Regions from separate parts of the Homo sapiens genome. Here region 2 is linked to region 1. A link is a loop called in an ENCODE intact Hi-C map of the cell type or tissue named here. Cell type or tissue: HepG2. All regions are shown on one strand. Each heading gives the region's core, and the rest is flanking DNA. Links, peaks and the distances in the headings are about the cores only.

Region 1 (7,560 bases), core at 781-5,780:
TGCAAAGTGTGGTCCCTAGAGAGCAATGTTAGCATCACCTGAGAACTTGACAGACATAAAAATACTCAAGCCCCACCCCAGACCAACTGAATCAGAATTTCTGGAGGTAGGCCTCAGCAATCTGTGTTTTCAAGCCCCAAGGGGATTCTGACCCACATATAAGTACCCTGGCTAAACAACCAGGACTGCTGGCCATGGAAGAGGCAGAGAGGCAGCAGAGTGGAGCTAGTAGGAATAGAGCCTCGGTGCCAGGCTGCCTGGGTCCAGATCCAGGCTTTGCAGCTTCCTAGCTAGGGGACCTTAAGTGAATTGGTTAATATTTTTGGCGTTGGTTTCTTTATAATAATAGACTTCATGCATAATTAGCATATATAAAGTGCTCAGGACCAAGCCTAATACATATAAACACTACATAAGTGTATGTTTTATGCAGTGTGGGCCAGCAAGGGAGATGGTAGGACTGTGTCATAGGAGACCCTGGCCTTTGAGCATCAGGATGGAGCAGGATATGGCAGAGTGCTAGGGCGTCAGCAAGGGTCAGAGCATGATATTTCACGTTTAAAAAAGAAAAAGACATCTGGGAACATCCACTTCCAAAAAACGATGAAGTAAGTGTACTTTTTCCTACTCCTCCCACTAAGTAAAACTGAAAACCCTGGACATTATAGATAACAACATTCCAAAGAGTGGAGAGAAGAAGGCAGCTCAGCAAGAGACTTTAGGACCCTTGGGACCTGAGGAATGACATAGTAATGAGTTCACTGGATTTTTCCTTTATTTATTTATTTATTTATTTATTTATTTATTTATTTATTTATTTATTTTGGATTCATATATCCCAGACTTGAAGCTGATGCAACCAGCAACCAAGAAATACCAACAGGTGCCAACAAAAAAGCCTGCTGTCTCTAGCCATAGGACCAAGAAATGGGCAGCCTAGAAAGAGAGTGTGGAAATAAACCAAGACCAACCAAATGAGGAAAGCAAAGGCTATTTTAGACATTTCTCAAAAGAAGACATACAAATGGCAAGCAAGTATAAGAAAAGATACTCAACATCATTAATCATCAGAGAAATGCAAATCAAAACTACAATAAGATATCATCTCACCCTAGTTTAAATGCCTTATATCCAAAAGACAGGCAATAACAAATGCTGGCGAGGATATGGAGAAAAGGGAATCCTCATACACTGTTGGTGGGAATGTAAATTAATACAACTGCTATGTAGAACCATTTGGAGATTCCTCAAAAAACTAAAAATAGAGCTACCATGTGTTCCAGCCATCCCACTACTGGGTGTATACCCAAAAGAAAGGAAATCAGTATATTGAAGAGATATCTGCCCTTCCGTGTTTGTTGCAGCACCATTCACAATAACCAGGATTTGGAAGCAACCTAAGTGTCCATTAACAGATCAATGGATAAAGGAAATGTAGTACATATACACAATGGACTAGTATTCAGCCATAAGAAACAATGAGAGGCTGTCATTTACAACAGCATGGTTAGAACCAGAGGTCATTATGTTAAGTGAAAAAAACAGGCACAGAAAGATAAACTTCGCATGTTCTGACTTATTTATGGGACCTAAAAATTAAAACAATTGTATTTATGGAGATAGTAGAAGGATGGTTACCAGAGGTTGGGAAGGGTAGTGGGGGGCTGGGGAAGGAAGTGGGTATGGTTAATAGGTACAAAAACTAGTTAGAAAGAATGAATAAGATCTAGTATTTGATCATGCAATAGGGTGACTACAACCAAAATAATTTAATTATACATCTTAAAATAACTTAAAAATATATAATTGGATTATTTGTAACACAAAGGATAAATGCTTGAGGGGATAGATACCCCATTTACCCCAATGTGATTATTACACATTGCATGCCTGTATCAAAACATCTCATGTACCCACATCTAATGTGGGTACATGAGATGTGCATCTGCTATGTACCTAAAAAAACTGAGTTTTTATTTATTTTTATTTTATTTATTTATTTATTTTGAGATAGAGTCTCACTCTGTCGCCCAGGCTGGAGTGCAGTGGCATGACCTCGGCTCACTGCAACCTCCGCCTCCCGGGTTCAAGTGATTCCACTGCCTCAGCCTCCTAAGTAGCTGGGATTACAGGTGCACACCACCACGCCTGGCTAATTTTTGTATTTTTAGTAGAGACGGGGTTTCACCGTGTTGGTCAGGCTGGTCTTGAACTCCTGACCTTGTGATCCACCCACCTCGGCCTCCCAAAGTCCAATTTTTTTAATTAAAAAAAATAATAATAATGGCTGTTTATTCTGAGATTGCCTCATCAAGGGAGTCAGCACAGCTACTCACATTTGGGCAAAGATTCAAAGGCAGACAGAGAAGCAGGAAAAGTTTTGTAGTGGAAAACAGGGAAGGCTTCAGGTGTGCTCTGATTGCAGGCTGTCAGCATGGGGAAGCTGTAACGGGGCTAATAGAAGCGGGGTATCCTACATGATTAGTTAGGGGTGAGTGCATCATTTGGCCTTCTCTGGTTGGCACTAAGTTGAAAGCAAGGACAAAAGTTAGGAAAGCTGTCCATTATTAATCAGGCCCTGGCCATTTGAGGCTGACTGTTACAGAGGGTATTGTTTAGTTTCCTGGATTATCACTAAAGACAGCAGTCTGGCTTCCTGGAAGTCTGACTTCTAGCAGGCTGGCTTCCTGAATTGCTCACTGTAGATCAAAAGTTGGTTTCCTGAGCAGATTGCTGCAGGCTGTGGGTCAAAGTTCTATTTTTAGATGTGGCCTGGTCATTGTCGGTTTGTATATTTGGTTTCTCAGGCATGAAGCAAGATGTGACGAGAGTATCAGAGAACTCAGCAAGGAACAGATCATGGTGTTTCATGTTTAAAACTGAAAAAGACACCTGGGAACTTCTACTTTCAAAAACATGGAGTAGATGTATTTTTTCCTATTCTTCCAGCTAAGTCGACTAAAAGTCCTGGGTATTATAAATAAGAAGAATCTGAAAAGTGCAGAGTAAAAGGCAGACCGGGAAGGAGCAGCCAAGCAATGACTGGGCGATGAGTCCCCCAGATTTTCTTCTGGTCTTGTATATCCTAGACTTGCTGATGTACCCAGCAACATAGAAATGCCAGGGGGTGCAGACAAAATCAGCCCCCACAAAAGCCTGCTCTCTCTAGCCAAACGACCAGGAAATGGGTAGCCTAGAAAGACAAAAAGCATTTAGACAACAACTGCTCTATTCCAACCAAAGAGAAAAAAGTACGGCCCATTGGAAGTGAGGAGCGCCTCTGCCTGGCTGCTGTGCAATCTTCCAAGTGTGAAGTGACAGCCTTTCTGCAGGTGTACCCAACAGCTCCGAAGAGACAGCGACCATGGAGAATGGGCCATGATGACGATGGCGGTTTTGTTGAAAAGAAAAGGGGGAAATGTGGGGAAAAGAAAGAGAGATCAGATTGTCACTGTGTCTGTGTAGAAAGAAGTAGACATAGGAGACTCCATTTTGTTCTGTACTAAGAAAAACTATTCTGCCTTGGGATGCTGTTAATCTATAACTTTACCCCCAACCCCGTGCTCTCTGAAACATGTGCTGTGTCAACTCAGGGTTAAATGGATTAAGGGCAGTGCAAGATGTGCTTTGTTAAACAGATGCTTGAAGGCAGCATGCTCGTTAAGAGTCATCACCACTCCCTAATCTCAAGTACCCAGGGACACAAACACTGCGGAAGGCCGCAGGGACCTCTGCCTAGGAAAACCAGAGACCTTTGTTCACGTGTTTATCTGCTGACCTTCTCTCCACTATTATCCTATGACCCTGCCACATCCCCCTCTCTGAGAAACACCCAAGAATGATCAATAAATACTAAAAATAAATAAATAAATAAATAAATAAATAAATAAATAAATAAATAAAAGTGACATTTTGGCCGGGCTTCACTACCCACATGTAGGTGGCTCAGGCCTGTAATCCCAATGTTTTGGAAAGCTGAGGCGGGTGGGTCACCTGAGGTCGGAAGTTCGAGACCAGCCTGGCCAACGTGTTGAAACCCCGTCTCCACTAAAAATACAAAGATTAGCCGGGTGTGGTAGTGCATGCCTGTAATCCTAGCTACTCTGGAGGCTAAGACAGGAGAATCATTTGAACCCAGGAGGCGGAGGTTGCAGTGAGGCAAGATGGTGCCATTGCACTCCAGCCTTGGCAATAAGGGCGAAACTCCATCTCAAAATCAATCAATCAATCATTCAATAATAAAAGTGACATTAAAAAAAACAAAAAAAAAAAAAGAAAAAAGTATGGCCCACCTCCACCCACACCAATGAAGGCTGGGTGAGATGCTTGGACTTCTGCTTCACCAGGCTATAACAATATGCCCCAAACTCAGCTTCAGGATGGTGTCAGAGAGGCCAGTGGGAAGCTGGGACTCTTGTTCCCATTGGGCAATAACAAATCCCCCAAGCTTTCTCAGTGAAGACCACATGGGGACCCAGAGCTCCACTCCCACCCAGCAGTTATAAGAAGCACCCATGTTTTGGGAGCCAATGGAGGCTGAATTGAGACCTGGAATTCTACCTTCTCCTGGCAGGAAGGAGGCAGCACCCACACTTCTTCTGCTAGTGCACGCTGCCCCAACCCTGCTCTAGGACGTCACGGTAAATTTGTGCTATTGGGCTCTAATTTTGCCATGGGAGCAGTTACCAACGGAGAGACTTGGTAAAGAGTACAGGGGCTCTTTCTGAATTATTTCTTAAAACTGCATTTGCATCTACAATTATCTGAAAATGAAATATTTAGTCTTTTTAAAAAATTTAAAAACAAACCTGGACTGACTCATCTGGCAAAGAAGAGCTATGGGTTTTAAGCAGAGTGAGAGATTAGGTTTGTGCCACCAGCCACCTTTTGACTGCAGCTACACAGAGGGCCCCATCATGACAATCTTGGAATACCACGGAAATTTCTCTAAGAAGAGGCTTTGGTACAGGCTGTAGGCTGCCTGCTCTGGAGAGAGAATCTTCCACTTCGCATCAACAGAGCTGACATCTGATCACCCTTTCCCATAAACTATAGGAGACAGCCAGGCACAGTGGCTCACCCCTATAATCCTAACACTTTGGGAGGCTGAGGAGAGAGGATTGCTTGAGGTCAGGAGTTCAAGACAAACCTGGCTAACACAGCAAGACCCTGTCTCTTAAAAAAAAAATTAAATAATAATAATAAAAAACATGTAGGTAGTGAAGCCCAAAGCACAGTTCAAAGTGTCCAGGTTGCTGGGGTGATGAGCTTAACGCCCCTGTGGGAAGTCATCAGGGGAAACAACCAGGAGGCGATGGATGATATTACTTATAGAGAGCTAGATCTTGATTTGAGAGACTCTTGTTTCTGACAAATATGCTCATAAACCTCCTCTGTTAATGTCAGTAGTTTCTGGAAATCCAAAAGGATAAACACAAATCAATATGACTGGTGACCAGAGGAGACTGTGGAGCACTTTTTCAACAAGAGAGATTTTGAAAATGAAACCTGTAAGATGCTATCTATGCAGTCAGTTTGTTTCCATCTGTGCCACTTGGACTCTAGCATTTCAAGCCCTGGACCCTGGGTAGGATGGAGCTGTCCTGGCCAGGGACGGGGGCCAACGTGGGGAGGGTGAGGAAGAGAGCAGTTTGGTAATCTATAAACACTTGTCAAAACCCTGCAACAAAGAAAACAAACAATACTTGGTGGGAAATAAAATGGAAAGATGGGTACTAGAAGTCAGAGAGTGCTTGAGCTCAAAGAAGACGAAGATCCCCACTGGCAGGAGAGGTCAAGGTGGCTCCTAAGAGGAGTGGGGGCTGTGCTGTCCTGAGATCAGAGAGCACCCAGACAGAGCGAGACACAGTGAGTCCTTAGGCGGAAAGGAAGGGACCTGGCAGGGAATAGGAATTCTCCGTTGGAGCAGGGCGTTTTGAACCCCATCCATTGTTAAGCTGGGGCTAATCAGTTCAGTTAACAGAAACATGAAACGTAGGATAGAGTTGCAAGATGCCTCTTTGAGGCAATTTGTTTTGTGTAAAAGCAAAATTTTTGGTAAATCAATTTTTTTAATGTTTTTTAAAAATCTATTCCTGCTCAGCCCTAGATGTGTAGTTGGCTCAGGTACAAATCCATACCCAATCCCAGCCCTAAAGGATCTTACATTCCTGCAGTGCAGATGCACAAATACAATTAAACCAATAACAAGAGGTTTTCTCTCTGGTGGTGGGAAAATTACAATATTTTTTATAGCGTCTAGAGCAACATGATTTTGTATTTATTCCCTGTTTTAAAATGTAGTTTTTGTTATCATTCAGGTATGGTGAAGCCAACAGATCAGGAGACCGCTGCCATTGAAGAGATACGTCTGTTACTCACAGACGTCTGTTAGTCACAGAAGAGGAGATGGGAGATGTGTCATGTCGTGGGAGCCACACAGAGAAGCACCAGGGTTAGTCAGGAGGCAGAGGGTGCAAGAAAAAAATATGGGCAAGAGGCTTTATTCTGCTTCCCTGGGAGGAACAGATGAGATGGAGTAAGCAGACTTAGGATTGGCTAGTTTGAATAATTTCAGCGGTCTCCAGGGTGTAGGGGCTGTTTCTAGTTGTCTTGTACCTGGCTCTGGGGTGATTGGGGCAGATGGCTGAGAGTGTTAAGAGGAATGGGAGGTGCAGCTCTGGATTGGTTAAGCTACACATGAAAGGCACACTCGCAGGTGAGTTGTTTGTTATCTCTAGCAATTAACTAGCCCCAAGAGGGGCAGTCTCTCTAAGGTCACCAAGGCCCCCGGTAACAAAGTATCAGAAATACGAAAAATAAAAAGGCATGATTAAAACATTATCCAAGTATTTACTGGGCACCTTGTATGTGCCTAGCACTGCCACTGGGCCTGTGGATTTTCAGAAAACTTGTAGACTTGCCCATCACCTGAGAGAGCTCCCACCCTCTTTAGCGGTTACTTAACAATTTAAGAATTAGTTATATTCGTCAGCTTGGGCTAGAATCACAAAATACTATAGACTCAGGAGTAAACAACAGAAATTTATTTTTCATAGCTCTGGAGGCTAGGAAGTCCAGGATCTTGATGTTTCCACATAGTGGAAAGAGAGTTCTTTCTTTTTTCTTTTCTTTTTTTTTTTTTTTTTTTCGACAGAGTCTCACTCTGTTGCCCAGGCTGGAGTGCAGTGGTGCCATCTCGGCTCACTGCAACCTCTGCCTCCCAGGTTCAAGCAATTCTCATGCCTCAGCCATCCAAGTAGCTAGCAGGTAGCTAGGATTACAGGCGCATGCCACCACACCCAGCCAATTGTTGTCGTTGTTGTTGTTGTTTTGTATTTTTAGTAGAGACAGGGTTTTGCCATATTGGGCAGGCTGGTCTGGAACTCCTGGCCTCAACTGATCTGCCTGCCTCAGCCTCCCAAAGTCCTGGGATTACCGGTGGGAGCCACTGCGCCCAGCTTCTTCTATTATAAAGCCACTAATATCACCCTCATGATGTCCTAAAGGTTCCGTCTCCAAATACCATCACATTGGTGATTAAGGCTTCAACATACAAAT
Region 2 (7,560 bases), core at 1,258-6,257, 240 kb after region 1:
CACCAATCAGCACTCTGTATCTAGCTCAAGGTTTGTAAACACACCAATCAGCACCCTGTGTCTAGCTCAGGGTTTGTGAATGCACCAATCAGCACTCTGTATCTAGATAATCTGATGGGGACTTGGAGAACCTTTATGTCTAGTTAAGGGATTGTGAATGCACCAATCGGCACTCTGTATCTAGCTCACGGTTTGTAAATGCACCAATCAGCACTCTGTGTCTAGCTCAGGGTTTATAAATACACCAATCGACACTCTGTATCTAGCTAATCTAGTGGGGACATGGAGAATTTTTGTGTCTAGCTCAGGGATTGTAAACGCACCAATCAGCACCTTGTCAAAACGGACCAATCAGCTCTCTGTAAAACAGACCAATTGGCTCTCTGTAAAATGGACCAATCAGCAGGATGTGGGTGGGGCCAGATAAGAGAATAAAAGCAGGTTGCCTAAGCCAACAGTGGCAACCCACTTGGGTCCCCTTCCACACTGTGGAGGCTTTGTTCTTCCGCTCTTTGCAATAAGCAGCTTCACTCCTGAGCCAGCAAGACCATGAACCCACCAGAAGGAAGAAACTCCGAACACATCTGAACATCAGAAGGAACTAACTCCGGACACACCGCCTTTAAGAACTGTAACACTCACTGCGAGGGTCCGCGGCTTCATTCTTAAAGTCAGTGAGACCAAGAACCCACCAATTCCAGACACATTTTGGCGACCACAAAGGGACTATCGCCTATCGCCAAGCGGTGAGACTATCGCCGAGTGGTGAGACCATCGCCTATCGCTGAGCAGCAAGACTATCACCTATCGCCAAGCAGTGAGTACCATCAGACCCCTTTTGCTTGCTATTCTGTCCTATTTTTCCTTAGAATGCGGGGGCTAAATACTGGGCACCTGTTGGCCAGTTAAAAGTGACTAGCGCAGCTGCCAGACTAAAGACACAGGTGTCAGGCTTTCTGGGAAAGGGCTAACAACCCCCAACTCTTCGGAGTTGGGACCATTGGTTTGCCTAGAAGCAGCTTCCGCTTTTCCTGTACTTCCAGGCTGAGCCAAGCGTCGACAGAGAGGAAAGCCATGCAGCTCCGGGGTCCCAACAACAAATTGGTTGACCCTGCGGCCATGAGCGGAACTCTCAAAGGCATGTTGCCCAAGCGAGATTCGCCCATCTGTCCTATCTATCCTGACCCTTGCCCCTTGGGTCCTAATGCTTGCCAGACAAACTTCCTCTTGCCTCTCTTCTCTGAGGTTATTCCGGCTTCTAAAAATTGCTGCCTGTCTCTGGCGCTTTTCTAGTTTCTCCCATAAGAATGATTTCTAGTATAAACTCCAGGACTGTTACCCTCTTTAGGCACCCAGGCTCACCAATCAGAAAGACACAATTTTTGCCCAAAGCCCCATCATAGTGGGGACTACCTGGAATTTTAGGATCCCTCCTCAGACTAACAGGCCTAACAAAAGCTATTCCTTAAGCTAAGATATGGGGAGCCTCAGAAATTGTATCCTTCCTATTCATATAAGTGAAGACAAAAGGTGTCACTCTTCCAACCCTGGAGATCCCTTCCCTCCCTCAGGGTATGGCCCTCCACTTAATTTTTGGGGCATAACATCTTTATAGGACGGGGTAAGTTCCCAATACTAATAGGAGAATGCTTAAGACTCTTAACAGATTTTCGAGAATGCATCGGTAAGGGCCACTAAATCCGATTTTTCTCGGTCGGTCCTCCTTGTGGTCTAGGAGGACAGGCAAGGGTGCAGGTTTTCGAGAATGCGTCAGTAAGGGCCACTAAATCTGACCTTCCTCAGTTCTCCATGTGGTCTGGGAGGAAAACTAGTGTTTCTGCTGCTGCATTGGTGAGTGCAACTATTCCGACCAGCAGGGTCCAGGGACCGTTGCGGGTTCTTGGGCAGGGGCTGTTTCTGCTAATGCATCGGTGAGCACAAGTACTGCAATCAGCAGGGTCCAGGGACCATTGCGGGTTCTTGGGCAGGGGGAGAAACAAAACAAACCAAAACCGTGGGCAGTTTTGTCTTTCAGATGGGAAACACTCAGGCATCAACAGGCTCACCCTTGAAATGCATCCTAAGCCACTGGGACCAATTTGACCCACAAACCCTGAAAAAGAGGTGGCTCATTTTTTTTTTTTCTGCACTAGGGCTTGGCCCCAATATTCTCTCTCTGATGGGGAAAAATGGCCACCTGAGGGAAGTACAAATTACAATACTATCCTGCAGCTTGACCTTTTCTGTAAGAGGGAAGGCAAATGGAGTGAAATACCTTATATCCAAGCTTTCTTTTCATTGAAGGAGAATACACAACTATGCAAAGCTTACAATTTACATCCCACAGGAGGACCTCTCAGCTTACCCCCACATCCTAGCCTCCCTATAGCTCCCCTTCCTATTAATGATAGTCCTCCTCTAATCTCCCCTGCCCAGAAGGAAATAAGCAAAGAAATCTCCAAAGGACCACAAAAACCCCCGGGCTATCCATTATGTCCCCTTCAAACTGTAGGGAGAGGGGAATTTGGCCCAACCCGGGTACATGTCCCCTTCTCCCTCTCTGATTTAAAGCAGATCAAGGCAGACCTGGGGAAGTTTTCAGATGATCCCGATAGGTACATAGATGTCCTACAGGGTCTAGGGCAAACCTTCGACCTTGCTTGGAGAGATGTCATGCTACTGTTAGATCAAACCCTGGCCTTTAATGAAAAGAATGTGGCTGCTCTCCCTCTCCCTCTCCCTCTCCCTGTCCCTGTCCTCTCTGCATGGTCTCCCTCTGATGCCGAGCCGAGGCTGGACTGTACTGCTGCCATCTCGACTCACTGCAACCTCCCTGCCTGATTCTCCTGCCTCAGCCTGCCGAGTGCCTGGGATTGCAGGCGCACACCACCATGCCTGACTGGTTTTCGTATTTTTTGGTGGAGACGGGGTTTTGCCATGTTGGCCAGGCTGGTCTACAGCTCCTGACCGAGAGTGATCTGCCAGCCTCGGCCTCCCAAGGTGCTGGGATTGCAGACGGAGTCTCGCTCACTCAGTGCTCAATGTTGCCCAGGCTGGAGTGCAGTGGCGTGATCTCGGCTCGCTACAACCTCCACCTCCCAGCCGCCTGCCTTGGCCTCCCAAAGTGCTGAGATTGCAGCCTCTGCCCGGCTGCCACCCCGTCTAGGAAGTGAGGAGCATCTCTGCCTGGCCGACCATTGTCTGGGATGTGAGGAGCCCCTCTGCCCGGTCACCCAGTCTGGGAAGTGAGGAGCGCCTCTTCCCGGCCGTTATCCCATCTAAGAAGTGAGGAGCGTCTCTGCCTGGCCGCCCATTGTCTGCGATGTGGGGAGCGCCTCTGCCCCACCGCCCCGTCTGAGATGTGAAGAGCACCTCTGCCCGGCCATGACGCCGTCTGGGAACTGAGGAGTGTCTCTGCCCCACCACCACCCCGTCTGGGAGGTGAGGAGCGTCTCTGACCGGCCGCCCCATCTGAGAAGTGAGGAGTCCCTCCGCCCAGCAGCCGCCCCGTCTGGGAAGTGAGGAGCGTCTCTGCCCAGCAGCTGCCCTGTCCGGGAGGTGGGGGGCAGCCCCCACCCAGCCAGCCGCCCCGTCCGGGAGGTGGGGGGCAGCCCCCACCCGGCCAGCCACCCCGTCCGGGAGGTGGGGGGCGAACCCCGCCCGGCCGCCACCCCGTCTGGGAGGTGGGGGGCACCTCTGCCCGGCCGCCCCATCTGGGAAGTGAGGAACCCCTCTGCCCAGCCGCCACCCTGTCTGGGAGGTGTACCCAACAGCTCATTGAGAACGGGCCATGATGACGATGGCGGTTTTGTCAAATAGAAAAGGGGGAAATGTGGGGAAAAGAAAGAGAGATCAGATTGTTACTGTGTCTGTGTAGAAAGAAGTAGACATAGGAGACTCCATTTTGTTCTGTACTAAGAAAAATTCTTCTGCCTTGGGATGCTGTTAATCTATAACCTTACCCCCAACCCCGTGCTCTCTGAAACATGTGCTGTGTCCACTAAGGGTTAAATGGATTAAGGGCAGTGCAAGATGTGCTTTGTTAAACAGATGCTTGAAGGCAGCATACTCGTTAAGAGTCATCACCACTCCCTAATCTCAAATACCCAGGGACACAAACACTGCGGAAGGTGGCAGGGCCCTCTGCCTAGGAAAACCAGAGACCTCTGTTCACATGTTTATCTGCTGACCTTCCCTCCACTATTGTCCTATGACCCTGCCAAATCCCCCTCTCTGAGAAACACCCAAGAATGATCAATAAATACTAAAAAAAATTAAAAAAAAATACAAGTAAGTAACCAGAAAAAAAAAAAAAGAAAAGACAAGTAAAATTTTTTGTTTTTTTTTAAAAAAAAAGAAAAGAATGCGGCTTTAGCTGCAGCCCGAGAGTTTGGAGATACCTGGTATCTTAGTCAAGTAAATGATAGAATGACAGCTGAAGAAAGGGACAAATTCCCTACCGGTCAGCAAGCCAACCCCAGTATGGATCCCCACTGGGACCTTGACTCAGATCATGGGGACTGGAGTCGTAAACATCTGTTGACCTGTGTTCTAGAAGGACTAAGGAGAATTAGAAAAAAGCCCATGAATTATTCAATGATGTCCACCATAACTCAGGGAAAGGAAGAAAATGCTTCTGCCTTCCTCGAGCAGCTAAGGCAGGCCTTAAGAAAATATACTCCCCTGTCACCCAAATCACTCGAGGGTCAATTGATTCTAAAAGATAAGTTTATTACCCAATCAGCCACAGATATCAGAAGAAAGCTCCAAAAGCAAGCCCTGGGCCCTGAACAAAATCTAGAGGCATTATTAAACCTGGCAATCTCAGTGTTCTATAATAGGAACCAAGAGGCACAGGCCCAAAAGGAAAAGCGAGATCAGAGAAAGGCCGCAGCCTTAGTCATGGCCCTCAGACAATCAAACCTTGGAGGTTCAGAGAGGACAGAAAATGGAGCAGGCCAATCACCTGGTAGGGCTTGTTATCAGTGTGGTTTACTAGGACACTTTTAAAAAGATTGTCCAATGAGAAACAAGCTGCCCCCTCATCCATGTCCACTATGCCAAGGCAATCACTGCCCCAGAGGATGAAGTTTCCCTGGGTCAGAAGCCCCCAACCAGATGATCCAACAACAGGACTGAGGGTGCCTGAGGCAAGCGCCAGCTCATGTCATCACCCTCACTGAGCCCCGGGTATGTTTAACTATTGAGGGCCAGGAAATTGACTTCCTCCTGGACACTGGCATGGCCTTCTTAGTGTTAATCTCCTGTCCTGGACGACTGTCCTCAAGGTCCGTTACCATCCGAGGAATCCTGGGACAGCCTGTAACCAGGTATTTCTCCTACCTCCTCAGTTGTAAATGGGAGACTTTGCTCTTTTCACATGCCTTTCTTGTTATGCCTGAAAGTCCCACACCCCTATTAGGGAAGGATATATTAGCCAAGGCTGGAGCTATTATCTACATGAATATGGGGAACAAGTTACCCATTTGTTGTCCCCTACTTGAGGAAGGAATCAACCCTGAAGTCTGGGCATTGGAAGGACAATTTGGAAAGGCAAAAATTGCCTGCCCAGTCCAAATCAAGTTAAAAGATCCCACCATTTTTCCTTATCAAAGGCAATATCCCTTAAGGCCTGAAGCTCATAAAGGATTACAGAATATTGTTAAACATTTGAAAGCTCAAGGCTTAGTAAGGAAATGCAGCAGTCCCTGCAACACCCCAATTCTAGGAGTACAAAAACCGAACGGTCAGTGGAGACTAGTGCAAGATCTTAGAATCATTAATGAGGCAGTAATTCCTCTATATCCAGTTGTACCAAACCCCTATACCCTGCTCTCTCAAATACCAGAGGAAGCAGAATTGTTCATGGTTCTGGACCTCAAGGATGCCTTCTTCTGTATTCCCCTGCACTCTGACTCCCAGTTCCTCTTTGCTTTTGAGGATCCCACAGACCACACATCCCAACTTACGTGGACGGTCTTGCCCCAAGGGTTTACGGATAGCCCTCATCTGTTTGGTCAGGCACTGGCCCAAGATCTAGGCCACTTCTCAAGTCCAGGCACTCTGGTCCTTCAATATATGGATGATTTACTTTTGGCTACCAGTTCGGAAGCCTCGTGCCAGCAGGCTACTCTAGATCTCTTGAACTTTCTAGCTAATCAAGGGTACAAGATGTCTAGGTCGAAGGCCCAGCTTTGCCTACAGCAGGTCAAATATCTGGGCCTAATCTTAGCCAGAGGGACCAGCGCCCTCAGCAAGGAATGAATACAGCCTATACTTGCTTATCCTTGCCCTAAGACATTAAAACAGTTGTGGGGGTTCCTTGGAATTACCGGCTTTTGTCAACTATGGATCCCCAGATACAGCGAGATAGCCAGGCCCCTCTATACTCTAATCAAGGAAACCCAGAAGGCAAATACTCATTTAGTAGAATGGTAACCAGAGGCAGAAACAGCCTTCAAAACCTTAAAGCAGGCCCTAGTACAAGCTCCAGCTTTAAGCCTTCCCACAGGACAAAACTTCTCATTATACATCACAGAGAGAGCCGGGATAGCTCTAGGAGTCCTTACTCAGACTCGTGGGACAACCCCACAACCAGTGGCATACCTATGTAAGGAAATTGATGTAGTAGCAAAAGCCTGGCCTCACTGTTTAAGGGTAGTTGTAGCAGTGGCCATCTTAGTGTCAGAGGCTATCAAAATAATACAAGGAAAGGATCACACTGTCTGGACTACTCATGATGTAAATGGCATACTAGGTGCCAAAGGAAGTTTATGGCTATCAGACAACCGCCTACTTAGATACCAGGCACTACTCCTTGAGGGACTGGTGGTTCAAATAGGCACCTGCGTGGCCCTCAACCCTGCCACTTTTCTCCTAGAGGATGGGGAACCAATCGAGCATGACTGCCAACAAATTGTAGTCCAGACTTATGCCACCCGAGATGATCTCTTAGAAGTCCCCTTAACTAATCATGACCTTAACCTATATACCAATGGAAGTTCATTTGTGGAGAATGGGATATGAAGGGCAGGTTACGCCATAGTGATGTAACCATACTTGAAAGTAAGCCTCTTCCCCCAGGGACCAGTGCCCAGTTAGCGGAACTAGTGGCACTTACCCGAGCCTTAGAACTGGAAAAGGGAAAAAGAATAAATGTGTATACAGACAGCAAGTATGCTTATTTAATCCTACATGCCCATGCTGCAATATGGAAAAAATGGGAGCTCCTAAGCTCTGGGGGGACCCCAATTAAATACCACAAGGAAATTATAGAGTTATTGCACGCACTGCAAAAACACAAGGAGGTGGCACTCTTACACTGCCAAAGCCATCAAAATGGGAAGAAGAGGGGAGAACAGCAGCTAAGCAGCTGGCAGACCAGCAAGAAGGAAAGAGAGAAAAAGAAAGTCAGAGAAAGAGGAAGAAATAGAGACAAAGAGAAGGAGTCAAAGGAAAGAGAGAAAGAGACAGGAAGTCAGAGAAAGAGACAAAGAAGAAGTCAAAGAGATAGAAAGAGAGATGGAAGTAGTAAAGAGAAAAACAGTGTACCCTATTCCT

Evidence for each region. Peaks named below come from ENCODE experiments on the same cell type or tissue, not always from the same donor. Only the 100,000 strongest peaks of a DNase experiment are listed, where the experiment ranks them.
Region 2: a loop joins it to region 1, with 7 times the contacts of the local background. A loop is called at or near these places in 1 of 110 quality-filtered maps.

Annotation. Positions count from the first base shown.
Region 1 is chr18:51,356,821-51,364,380 of GRCh38, reverse strand. No RefSeq gene overlaps it. Among named protein-coding and RNA genes, the nearest start is that of LINC01630, 31 kb to the left of the region's middle. In HepG2, for the core only: no CTCF peak of the experiment used is centred there; a DNase peak (open chromatin) is centred at 2,730; H3K4me3 peaks cover 637 bases.
Region 2 is chr18:51,113,275-51,120,834 of GRCh38, reverse strand. No RefSeq gene overlaps it. Among named protein-coding and RNA genes, the nearest start is that of MEX3C, 81 kb to the left of the region's middle. In HepG2, for the core only: no CTCF peak of the experiment used is centred there; no DNase peak of the experiment used is centred there.